Linked DNA regions of Homo sapiens: region 2 is linked to region 1. A link is a contact called in ENCODE Hi-C or POLR2A ChIA-PET data. All regions are on one chromosome and are shown on one strand. Each heading gives the region's core, a stretch centred on a gene start or an enhancer-like site at or near the end of the contact. The rest is flanking DNA. Distances are from core to core; before and after follow the strand shown.

The links. A loop is a pair of places that touch in the nucleus more often than their neighbours do. ChIA-PET counts read pairs that join two places held with the same protein, here RNA polymerase II (POLR2A). Pooled maps may share reads with other maps.
Region 2: a map of PC-3 shows a loop between it and region 1 (2.5-fold over the local background). The contact joins the enhancer-like site here to the promoter of ADGRF1 in region 1. A Hi-C loop is called at or near these places in 2 of 168 maps with a recorded cell type or tissue (Calu3 and PC-3) and 1 of 50 pooled maps. POLR2A ChIA-PET finds 5 or more read pairs at or near these places in 1 of 52 experiments (PC-3).

The regions. Positions count from the first base shown.
Region 1 is chr6:47,040,802-47,047,615 of GRCh38, reverse strand. It overlaps ADGRF1 (adhesion G protein-coupled receptor F1), which reads left to right and starts at 5,284. Exons shown (of 15, transcript NM_153840.4): 1 at 5,284-5,425. RefSeq lists an enhancer at 2,172-3,371.
Region 2 is chr6:47,402,257-47,408,969 of GRCh38, reverse strand. No RefSeq gene overlaps it. Among named protein-coding and RNA genes, the nearest start is that of CD2AP, 72 kb to the left of the region's middle. Within about 2 kb of position 3,614, at least 4 of the 41 ENCODE cell types and tissues checked have a DNase peak (open chromatin) inside an H3K27ac peak, as active enhancers do; they include PC-3, where a contact is called at or near this core.

The DNA.
Region 1 (6,814 bases), core at 4,035-6,534:
AGTTGAGCACGGCCATGACACCAGAGCAAAAGTGCCCAGGGACGGAAGCAGCTTAATTTTGTTCTAGAAGAGCTTCTCATCCACAGGAAGGACCCTTTGCACTCTGAGTCTGTTGGGTGTGAGCCTCTAATCCAGCAGACTCATGAGTGTTCTCCAGAAGCCTTGCTTGTGTTATTTTTCTCTGATGCTATAGGCTGGTGGAGAAATGCATCTTACTGTAAAGGGTCTGGAACTCTAGAATCTGCATGGTAAAAAGGAGGATTCTTGTAAGATATAGCAGATTCTCTATTGAGGCTGTCCCGACCCTGTAGAATTCCTGCACCTCCTGTGATTGCAGGGGGTGTGTTCTGGTGCCTGCAGCTGTACCTTTCCTATGGCCTCACGAGGATCTTTTGAGCTTGGAGAGGTGGGCTTCTTGGTGCTGTATAACTCTTATTTTAAACACAGACGGAGTGAAGGGGAAAAAGGATTATCACTTATTTTATAGGTTATAGCTTTCTCTTCTCAGTGTTATCTGTGTACATTCTGTACAGAGAATAATAATTCTGTATCAATACTGTACATTCTGAACTGATTAAAGGCCACAGATACCGTCTTGACCAACTGCCAGATTTACACAGGACCTTGAATTTAGTGACACTTGAAGCTTACTTCTTGAATAAAATGAAGTGTGGACTCTATAGGATTTTGATGGCTCTCCAATTTATTATGGAAGGTTCAGATGATAAGAATGTTCTATCTCATTAGTACCTGGTTTGCCTTTGCTTTTTCTTTGGATATTTAGCAAGGGTCAGACACTTCTATTTGTATTTTTCATCTGTCTTTAGGAAGCAGTAGAGAATAGTGTGACAGAACAGACTTTGAAGTCAGGTTGTGTTGATTTTCTGGCTCACCATTCACTTAACTGCTCGATGCCTTCACTCCATTGTCTATAAAATAGGGTTGCAGAACGTATAAAAACACATGAAAAATGATCACAACAGTACTTGGCACATAGGAAGTACTCCGTAAATGTTGGCTGATCCACCACAAAAAAAAAAAAAGAAAGAAACCAACAACAAAAAAAAGAATGAGATCTTGTCATTTGCAACAACGTGGATGGAGCTGGAGGACATTTAGTGAAATATGCCAGGTAAAGAAAGACAAACTTCACATGTTCTCACTGATTTGTGGGAGCTAAAACTAAAACAATTAAACTGATGGAAGTAGAGAAAAGAATGATGATTTCCAGAGGCTGGGAAGAGTAGTGGGCAGTGGGGGAGTGGGGATGGTTAATGGGTACAAAAATATCATTAGGTAGAATAAATAAGATCTAGTGTTTGATAGCACAATGGGGTGACTATATTCAATAACAATTTACTAAACATTTAAAAATACCTTAAAGTGTATAATTGGAATGTTTGTAACACAAAGAAATGATGCTGCATAACCGCAAAGGTTTGAGGTGATGATTACACATTGTATGCCTGTATCAAAATATCTCATGTACCCCATAAAAACTTATACCTACTATGTGCCCATACAAATTAAAAACAAAAAATTTAAAAAAAAGTTTGCTAAGCCAGGAACTGTGACTTACACCTGTAATTACAACACTTTGGGAGGCTGAAGCAGGAGGATCGCTTTGAGCTCAGGAGTTCAATACCAGCCTGGACAACATGGCAAAACCCCGCCTCTACAAAAAATACAAAAATTAACATTGGTGGCTCACGCCTGTGGTCCAAACTGCTTGGGAGACTGAGGCTGGAGAATCGCTTGAGCCCGGGAAGCAGAGGTTGCAGCGAGATGAGATAATGCCACTGCATTCCAGCCTGGGCGACAGAGTGAGACCCTGTCTCAACAACAACAACAAAATGTTGGCTGATACTAAGTGCTTGGTAGTTCTTCTCTTCCTCTAATTAGCTGTCCAGGTCTCAATTATAACACAATGCTACCCTACCCCTCTGATAAAAGCAATTTCTCATAAGTCACAGTGTCCAATGCTTGTCCTTAGGTAGCTTCATAATTTCAAACCCACCTCTCCTTATCTTAAGCCCTTGTTCCGAGTATGAAGAGCCTGTATCAGCTTTGATAAGACTTTTATCATAGTAGTCAGAAGAATCGTCTCGCTGAAATTTACAGTTTATACTCAACTCTTCTCTTTTTTACTCCTCCTTTCAGTTAAAAAAATTATACTTGCAATATATACATATACATATATATAGTGCTTTCAAACATTTTGCAACTATGGAATAAAACCACCTGAAACAGTCCAGGGTCTTTCACACTCCTGCATCATCACATCACTCAAGTCTGCCGTTTGTGTTTGCAGCCCCTGGGGTAAAACTTCTTTATGACCAAACTCAAAGAATGTCCAGCACTTCTGATGTATGGACATGGGCATCAGGGTCCTTCTGTAATTGGGTTCCTGTCCTTTTCTGGTTCACCTGCTGATCTGTCTAATTTAGATATTGTTTCACACCGAGTACTCACTCAGGGACAGTTTGTTGACATATGAATTTAGATAACTAGTTTCAATAACATGATTCTGTTTGCATTTTCTTTCTCCCAGGACTCAGGCTTATTGCTGTTTATTTGTGGGACCCTGCTCTTTTGCTTGGAAACCAAGCAACCAGACTCTTCACTAAACCAACACCAACAGATGAAGTTAGAAGGCTTGAAGCTCTTCCTCAGCCCCAGGCCTTTCTTCTTCTTCTTTTTTTTCCCCCCAGCATTTGTGGAATGTAAAGTTGACCAGATGAACCAAAATAAATTTGTTTACCTGGCTTCTTATGCTCAAGTGAACACCTTGTTCATGCCTGTGAAACATTACAATCAAACTAGAGGGGCAACAAAGCTCCACAGCTCTGCACTCAGAAGGTTGGCTTTGTCCTGAGCTCTTAAGGTAATAAGATGTCCGAATGCTGCCACAGTGCATAAACCCATGCTGCTTCCTTTTGCACTGTGTCCTTTGCAAGGACCAGAGAGCTCCTCAAACTCACCAGGAAGTACTGAGGAATTTAGTGTTGCGTGCACTAACAGATTCTTAGCAGGAAATTAGAAGCGGTGAGTAAACTGCTTTTTGGTGAGTCATCAGTTTCAAAAACACACCTTATTTATGAAACAATCTGAATATTGGACGTACTATGACTTCCTTCTATTAAACACGGAATTAAAAGACTATTAAATGCATTCATCTGTTTGGATTCAGATTTTCTCCAAAATCAATGTGCTCATGGAATCATTGATGTCTACCGGTTGCCTCACCTACTAGTGTCTGCTAAAGTGTTTTTGGTCTAATGAGACAATGTAGGGTTTCCTTTGGTTCTGAGGGCCATACCTTGGCCCTAGGAAGTTGTTGGGCTGCAGTGACACAATGAGCCAAAGGTGGATAACAGAGCTTCCATCTCAGCTTCAAGCCCTCACCACCTTAAACTCCACACTAGTTGGTCATTTCAACTGTTTCCACCCAATTCCATGGCCACTTTCTTGCTCTAGTGATTAGTAGATTATTAATTCCATTTTATAAACACATTCTTACTAGGATGTCAGTGAATTACTTTAAACACTTGTAATTTAATATAGACAATAGGAAAGGGGTGGCACTGAACTGAGAAGATGGCATCTCTCATCTTAAAACTTTAGACATTGGACCTACTGAGTAAGAGTATGTATGTCTGGAAGTCTTTATCCTTTCGGAATTGAAATTTGGTCTACAGTTATAATTGGTGGACTGTGAAACAGGCAAAACCCTACAGAAAACAAGCAGAAGGAGAATGGAATTAACTCGACTAGATTATGAGATTAGCTTTTTTCCACCCAGGCTGATGGGGGACAAAGGAACAATGGTTGAAGCTTGAGTCTACCTGACAATTGGGGTTTGTCAGGTAAGCCCCATTCTCTTGATAACTTTTTCAGTGGGCTAGACCCAGACCCAATCATGTTAAGTATGATAGGGATCAGTGGCCCAGCTGGTGTGGAAGACAAGTGGGTCATACTGGGTTTAGGCCCACATAGCACTAAAGGTCTTCAACATGCAATTAGAAGCTCAAATGTTGACGGGAATATTGTTCACTCTAAAAAAGATGTTTCTATTAGAATTTACTTACTCTTTCATGAAAACATAGATGCTTCCTCTTTCCTGATTGTGAGAACAGTGTACCTGACTAGCTTCCCCTTTTCTTTAACTGTTAGGAAGTTCTGTCCTAGAGATAAGTTTCAAATTTATGAAACAATAATTTCAGGGATTATTATTTGCATCACTTTTCTTAATTGACTCTTTATAGTTTCCTTTTTTATAGTTTATATAGAGGTTTTATAATGATTTTAAAATTTTTATTCTCACACTATTTTATTTTATGCATTAACATTGTAAGCCAGCTCAAGTCATTTGTAAAACGTGGAGTGCTTAAAAGAAACAAAAGAAAATTAATAAATTAATTGAATTCAGAGACATCCTTTGCTTTCTTTTCAGTGGCATTTTTGAGAATTAACATATTATTATCCCCTTCATTATTCCATAACAGAATTACAAATTGCTAATTTAGACGTGGTTGTTAGTAGCTCATTACCTTGACCAAAAGTAATTTATGAGCCAATGTGGCTAAAGATACAGCACATAATAATCTTGACCTTTCATAGTTTTCAAACTGGATGACTCCTTGGAAAGAAAACAAATCTTTACTAAAGAAGTTAATCAGGTTTCACTCTAGGTTTTCTAAGCACAAAAAACACACCAAAAGCATTCACCCCAGCATCCACCCTGTTGCTGTCTTTTGCCACAGCTCCTTTGGTACTACCCCACCCAGAAGTCTGAGGTTGTTTTATCTGGGAAAGTAGCTAGTTGATTCTTTAGTCTTAAATAAAAAAGTTGGAAAAGGAAAAACAGTATCTACCCTTATTTCTGCCCCACAGGAATTACCCACCTCTCCTCATTGGAATTATGCATGAAGGGCTGCATTCCTTCAGCTTTATAGGGTATGACCCAGTGTGTTCAGAGGTTGGACAGGAAGATTTGATGGAGTAGCATTTTGTAGTAAACCGATCTAGGGCAAAAGTGTTCCACATTCCCCTAGAGCTTTTCTCTCCCATTTCCCTTCTGTGATTTCAGACACCCATTTATGTCTGCTGGGAGAATCATTAAGTCTTGAGCTCTGTGCTCCTTCCTCTTACCAGACCTGATAGTGACTTTAAGCGGGAGGGGGAGTTAGGAGAAAAGTATTTTGTTTCCTTCTTGAAGGGGGTGTGTCCCAGGCTTGTCTACCTGCACAGGCAGTAATGCGTGCCAGGAATTGCTGATGGATCAGTGAGCCTGTGTTCATGCCAGTGAGCTGCTGTGGCTCAGATACTGATACTTTCTTTCCAAACAGCATAAGAAGTGATTGAGCCACAAGTATACTGAAGGAAGGGCTCCCTCGAGTTCTGGTGTGAAGAGATAAATCACCAGGTAAGCCCAATAACTGTACTTTGATTACTAAGAACGTGTATTACGATGACCAGTACTACCTGTTAATCTGAGATTATTTTTTCTCTCCTTGAAAAAAAAATTCTGATTTCAATGTATCATTTCCTGAAGATGGTTAAATAAGGGAACAGAGTTGAAAAAGCAATGAGCAGAAACAACAGATTTCAACCCGCTTACTAACTATAATGAGGTGATTGGCTGAGGCTCAAGCTCCAGATTTTCTGACTGAAAGCACACTCTTCCCTCTGTGATAACACAGGAACCCCATTGTTCTGATGTGCCAGGGAGGTAGATTGCCTAGAATAAAAAGGGCTCCACCAAAGATACTTGTTAAAGTATCAGTCATATGGTTTTCACTAATTCATAATACGTTAACCCTTGCAATCTCTTAAAATAAAATTATGCTTGAGAGAATTAAGCTTATTTTTCCTTTAGGGTGAATTAGTTTAAGCTTTGCCTGGATCCATATATATCCAGGAAGTACTTCTCAATTTAACTCCTTCCCAGGACTCCAAAAAACCCTAGAATTGACTAACCATTTCTCCTGCTACTTCCCCAAATAAATATAAAATGTCACACTGTATTTTCTTAGTAGAGGCCTTGAAAATATATAATTTTTCTTTTCTCTTTTCTTTGTTTTCATGAAAAATCCATTTATGTAAACCTGATAGCCTATGTAATGTACCATGCCAGAGACTACATGAAGGAAAAATACCGAAGGAGATATAGAAAGAAGGTCAAGGTGGGAGAGGTGTGGAGAAGTGATGACCTTGGCTTTTTCATGCTGAGATCCATTAAGCTCAACTTGATAATAGCATTCATGGGCTGGAAATTACAAACAGAGGCAAGAATAACAAAAAATAAATAAAAGTACATTCTTTAATATGTTAGAATATTAACACAAGCCTTTTATTATGCTCTGTTGTCATTAAGAAAACACCACTCATTATCTAACCATAACCCAAATTGACAACAGTGTTCTAATAATGGTCCCATAATACTTTATTCAACCTTTGACAAGTAGTAAAACATTGAGCAAATTATTTAGTTGTCTTATCCTGGTTATTTCATTTGTAAAATGGTGCCAATAAGCGTTAAGATTGGAAATAGGAGTGTATGCCTGTGGAGTCTGACAAGCTCAACTTGCAAACTCACCTTTTGTGCACAACCCCAAGCTGATGTGAATTATTGTTGGATGCCTTGTATGTCTTTCTTCTCCAAAAGTAGAGTAAATTTCTTAAAAAACAGGGACAGTGTCCCAATAACAGGGTCTGTCTGTTGCTGGGCTGAGGGCAAGGAAAGCACCATACTTTCACAACAATGTGCCTTCTAATGTCTTTCATTACACAACTAAAGGAATGCAAACATCTC
Region 2 (6,713 bases), core at 2,365-4,864, 360 kb before region 1:
AATATACCACATTATGTTTATCCATTCATCAGCTGATGAATGTTTGCATGTCATATGGTAGTGAATTTGGAATCATGTAAATGTTTTACGAATTCTAAAAGAAAAAGAAAAAAGTAATTTCTAAAATTTAAAACATTTTAGAAATTCCTAAATTCCTAAGTTCCTAAATTTGTTGTGGTGAGGGTTGCACAACTTTACATTAAAAAACATTAAATTGAGTAAGTTGTATAGTATATGAATTCCTTATCAATAAAGCTGCTATGAAAAAAGTGGAGTGGGATATAGGAGATCACACCTGCAATCCTAGAGCTTTGGGAGGCCAAGGTGAAAGGATTGCTTGAGGCCAGCTTGAAGTTTGAAACTAGACCAGGCAACACAACAAGACCCTGTCTCTACCAAAAAAAAAAAAAAAAAAAAAATTAGCTGAGTGTGGGTTGCTTGCCTGTATTTCCAGCAATTCTGGAGGCAGAAGTGGGAGGATCACTTGGAGCCCAGGAGTTCAAGGCTGCTGTGAGCTAAATTTTTGTTTATGTTAAAAATTATTTACAAAATTATCTTGGGCCAATGTATAATATCTGGATTCCTGCTAGAATTCAAAGAGCTCAAAACTTTGCGAAATTTTAAAGCAGGATGTGTTATTCTATTTTGGGGACTCTGTTATCTGCCATTAATCCACATGTCTATTTTTACCAAGATGTCAAATCTTAGGGATTTATTATGACCTCAGAACTGAAGTGCTAGTAGAAAGTTAGCTTTTTAAAACATGCAGCTTGTGGAAGATGCATGACTAAGGAAATAACTAAATCTCTTAAGATAACAATTTTCAGATGATTCTACATCCCCCAGAATCTCTTATCTGATTTAAGTTCCTTAGTAAATCAAAATATTTGTTCTTAGGTTGACAACAAACTTGGAGGGTTTCAACACATGAGATCTTAAATAGCTCTGGGACACTCCAGATTATGTGAAGCAAAACAAAACAAGATAAAAAATAACTACAATGTCCCCAGGGTGTTATAAAATTATAAAAGGAGCTTTTATTTGCTTAGTTATATATTTCTGACTAACCCTATTTACAGAAATAATTCTGAAAGCAGCATTTATGACCTGCTGAGACATCATACAAATATGACTCAAGTATTATGCCAAAGGCTCTTGATTTCAGTTTGTTATCAGGAATTTAAGTGCTTTTTAAAAATTTTTTCTTGGCAGCTATTGCTCTTGCTGATACCATCATGGCTGCCATCTCTTCCACCTGCTCCTCCCTCTTGATTAAGTTGTGTGTGTGTATGATTTGAGGAGATGGTGAAAGCAAAGCATTGTGCTGGGTCCCCTTAATAACAGCTTAGTAACAAATACAAGGCATCTTTATCCTAGATGGAGTTTCATGGACCTCCTGTCTGTTGTGCTCAATGTAATCTAAAAAAGTATTCTTGAGGAAGCTTAGGAACATGTCTTAGGCATTCACATGTTTAATAATTAACTCTCTTCCTCTTCTCTACACCCATATGACAAAGCAAAATTTGTAAATCATTTTAACTGAGTAATTGAGAATGTATGTAAGACATTCTTAAGTGACATAGGCCTTGCTCTGTCTCTCCACAGAGCTCCTAGGTAGGATCACCATAGAAAGCGCCTTGTTAGATTCCATCCTCATCTGTTTTTTCCTGCTGTAACCAAATACCACAGACTGGACAATTTATAATGAACAAAAATTTATTGGCTCCCAGTTCTGGAGGCTATGAAGTCCAAGACTTAGGGGCCAGAATTTGGCAAGGGTCTTCTTGCTATGTCATTTCATGGCAGAGGGCAAAGCGATGGCAAGAGATAGAGAAAGGGGTCAAACTCATTTCATAAGGAAGCCACTGCTGTGATAACAAACCCACTCTCATGATAATGGCATTAAAAAATTCATGAGGGTAGAGCCTCATGACCTAATCACCTCTTAAAGATCTCCCCTCTCAACATCTCTACACTGGGGATCAAGTTACCAACAGGTGAACTTGGGGGTCACATTCGAACCATAGTCAATCCCTATGACCTAGAGTGTATATGGTCCTTAGGAATGGAGACTGAGCAGGTGATATTAATTAGTAAGCAAAGTATTTGAATGTCTCTTAAAGATTGGCATTTCTTAGTATTTTCCTGCCACCTTCTTTCCCTCAGCACATTCATTTTAATAGTTTCAGTATCTATCTATATGTTGATGACTGTCAATTATATAATTTCAATGCAAAACTCTTTCCTGAGATACAGATTTATATAATCAAATAACTATTCGTCTTAGTTAGTTTGGGTTACTATAATAAAAATGCCATAGAATAGGTGGCTTAAACAATTTAAATTTATTTCTCACAGTCCTGGATACTGAGAAGTCCAAGATCACTGTGACAGTCTATTTGGTGCTGTTAGGACCTGTCTCCTGGCTTGCAGATGATCACCTTCCTGGTGTATCCTCACATGAGACAGAGATCATCTGTCTTGTCTCTTTTTTTTTTTTTTTTTTTTTTTTTTTTTGAGACAGGGTCTTGCTCTGTTGCCCAGGTTAGAGTACAGTGGTGTAATCATGGCTCACGGCAGCCTTGATCTCTCAGGCTCGGATGATCCTCTTGCTTCAGCTTCCCAAGTGGCTGGGACATGGCCATGTGCCACCACACCTGGCTAATTTTTTGAAATTGTTATTTGTAGAGATGAGGTCTCCCTATATTGCCAGGCTGATCACAAACTCCCGGCCTTATATGATCCTTGCATCTTAGCCTTCCAAAGTGCTGGGATTACAATGTGAGCCACCATGGCTGGCATCTGTTTCTTCTTATAGGGACACCAGTCTCATTAATGAGGGCTCTCCCTTCATGACCTAATTATCTTTGAAAGGCCTCACCTTCAAATAGGGAATTAGGCTTCAACATATGAATTTTGAGGAACACAAACATTCAGACCCTAGCATTGTTAGACAGCTCATCTTGGATATCATGTAGCAACCCTACAGAATTTATCATTGCTTTCCTTCCTTCCCAAAGTGCTAATGCTTTAGAAGGTGTTTCTTATCCTACTAGATGACACAACCATCCACTCAATTTCTCAAAGCAGATATCAGAATTTACATCTTCTTTCCTGCATCATTTCACCACCATATACATCCATTCACTTTCTTCCTCAATATATCCAGAATTCATCTAATTCTTTTCATGTCTGCTGCCAGTGCCTTTATCTTCACTGCCACTCTAAACGTCTTCTTAGACTTCTCCTGGCCTCTGGTCCTGCCCCTTTCTACTTTCTAACTGCAGTTAGAAAGGTCTTTCTAAAACACAAATTTCGTCCCCCGCTTGGCCTCTCCCACAGGTCCTTTATTGCCTTCTAAATAAACATCCACTCTGGGATCTGAAATTCTCACTGCCCTTTACGCTGTCTGGCCCTCTGCCCAGTTTCACCCACCTCACTCTTAACCTTAAGGTTTGAATCTACTACTTCCTTTGGGAAACATTTCCTGAATTCCTCAGACCAGGTGAGCTACTCTTCTGTTCCCACAGCTTGTCGTACTTATCCTTTATAACACTCATACTATTTTATGTTTACTTGTCTGTCTTCTTTATTAGACAAGTTCCTTGTTATAGGGAACTTTGTCCAGTTCAGCATTGCAATACAACTACCCAGTAGGTGTTCTGTAAATATTTATTAAATGAATGACTAAACGGATCCACCTCAACAAAATCATCAGCATGATAAATAGTATGCGTTTGTACCCTATAGCTACAGCATAAAACATGAAATAGGAAAATTTTACCAGTATGATTTTGTGATGCTGAAGAACAGAATTGTGAGCCATGAATGGCAACATATGATTCTTGCTATACTCAGAAAGAATTGAAATGAAGCATACAAAGCATATGGGATGATTTATACATTCATTAACAAACAAGTAATGAGGCCCTACTGCGTGCCAGGCCTTGTAAGGGCCTTTGGAAGTATGAAGACGAGTAAGACCTGGTGACTGTTCAGCAGGAGTTCAAAGTTGAGTGGATGATAGATTCATAGAACACTAAAGCTGGAGGAAACAGAAAGGAAATTCAATCTAGCCCCCGGATTTTACAAAGACATGGATGATTTCTACAATGCCTTCCAAATTACTCAATAATTATATAAAAAGAAAATGTTTTTCCTTTAAACACCAACACTTTTCCCCACCTCCAATTAATCTGTGTCCTTAAAAAGGAGCACTGTATCAGTGCGATTGAGATCACAGCCAACATAAGCTCATCTTAGAAGGAAAAAAAAATGTATGATTTGTCAAAGCTGCCTGGAAGGGAAAATTTCTGTTTAAAATCCTGGCATTGGGCCAGGTGCGGTGGCTCATGACTGTAAGCCCAGCACCTTTGGAGGCCGAAGTGGGTGGATAGCTTGAGCCCAGGAGTTTGAGATCAGCCTAGGCAACACGACAAAACCCAGTCTCTGCAAAAAAAATAGAAAAAATTAGCCAGGCATGGTGGTGCATGCCTGTAGGCCCAGCTACTTGGGAGGCTGAGGCAGGAGGATCACTCGAGCCTGGAAGGTTGAGGCCTCAAGGAGCTGTGATCACGCCACTGTTTGCACAATAGAGCAAGACCCTGTCTAAAATAAAATAAAATAAAATAAAAATCCTGGCATCATAAATGCTTTAGGAAAAAAAACCTGTCTGCATAAAAGAATTCAAAATGATCGTTAATTAAACTCATCAAGCTATGTTTGCAGGATATGGAAAGAATTTGATTACACAACCATTTGACACAGGTATCTCATTGACCAGAAACTGGTTTTAAGAGTCTACCTCAGTTAGGGTAGTATTATTAAGTTTGAATTGGTTTTTTAATGAACATTTTAGGACTTTCAGTAAAATGACCATTGTGCACATTTTGATGTGTTGAAGTCAGTCAAAGATAGGCCAACTGGTTTTCCCCAGGTGAGATATGAGGAGGTGGATGGTCAAAGGTTGTTTTTCTTGGATGAAACAGGGCTTATTCACGGGGTGTGTGCTGCACCATGGAGACGAGAGTAAGGCAGCCTAGAATTAAAAGGTTGAAAATATCCACATCTTCAAGTCAGAAAACTAAAAATGTTCACTTTATGGAGGACAACTGGTACCTTAAATATCTTGATTTCACTCACATGCCACCTGTTTCCTGGAGCTCTGAACAACCATAGGTGGGGCCTCACACATGCTATTTTTACATTTAGAGGGTCATTGACCTTAAGAGACATCACACGTGCAGAAAGTTATAGTGTGGAGTTTAAATAGATTGGTCATTGATGATGGTTGCTGCATAATCATACTATTACATATGCACACATATACATATTACTATTACATATACATTATTACTTATATACGTTACCATTACAAACACATATTACTGTTATATATGTATGTTACCTATGTATAGATACATGTACATTATTACCTATACATATTACTCATATATACATACATGTACATTATTTTAACTACTGATAGCAATTTTAGTAACAAATCAGAGCTATCCCTCAATCAAACTTGGGACATGATTTTCCCTGCCTTTTTGATTTTATAGTTAGTGAGAGGAGAAAAAAATAGTTTTTAGCAGAGTGACAGTGATACTGTTTCTTCAAGTAGAAAAGTCAAAAGTTCCATCTCATTTCAGAAATGCAGACGGCTTTTCATTTATATGTTGATTTCATGTGATCTGGAATGCAACGGAATTTAAATTAGACATGCTCATGGAAGAGAGAACAAAACACCCTGCATTTTCTAATTATATAAGCACTGAGGCTTGGATGATAGATGATGGGAAAAAACTCTCTAGGCAGAAATTGTGATGTGATTTCTTATTGCTCACAGCACTTATTACCTTACACATGTATGCTGAAACTTGTGCCTTCTTTCCTTCTATTATTGAATCCAGTCATTTTTCCTCTGCTATTCTCTACTTTTTTCATGCATATGAGGTTTATTTTCCTGTCTCAACTGTCAGGCTTCTAGAGATTAAGGACTAACAATACATTGAAAAAAATGATAACTTACTTTATTCTTACGTGTTGCATTTGAGGCTGTTTACTATTTTATGCAATCATAGAAATATGTATGATTTTGAATCTGTTTACAAGTATAATTCTCTCAGATTTGGAACTATTACCCCAGTTTTCTAATTGGGGAAACAGAGGCTTACTGTGCATATATAACTTGCCCAAGTTCTCACTGCTGATCTGTAGTGAGGCCAGGATTAGAAGCCAGAGTTTCACTCCAGAGCCTGTATTCTTTCCTCCATCACACACTCCCTCTGTAAGCTCTACACTTTCTCCCCTAGCCTCAACAACCTCAACATTTAACAGAGGACTCAACCGATGGCGATTAGTCTACAGATGCTTGTGGAATTGAGGCGCACCCTAATGTAAACTTCTTCACTATATAAAGTGGACAGGCCTTCAAAGGAAGCGGAAAACAAAGCGGACACATGAACAAAAAGGTGTCACCTGGGACCTAAACACCACACATTGCTTTCCTCAACACTTCCAGCCCAAAGGAGGAAAGACTTCAAAATTAATTCTGCATAAGTGGGAAAAAGAACTCAAAGCAAATATTGCCAACTGACTTGAGAGACAGCTAGGAGAGGATTTGGCTCCAACTGAGCAGACACTCAATTTTGGCATCCATCCAGCTCAGAACTAAGGTCAGTTGTTTAAAACTGGGTCTCAAGAAAAGC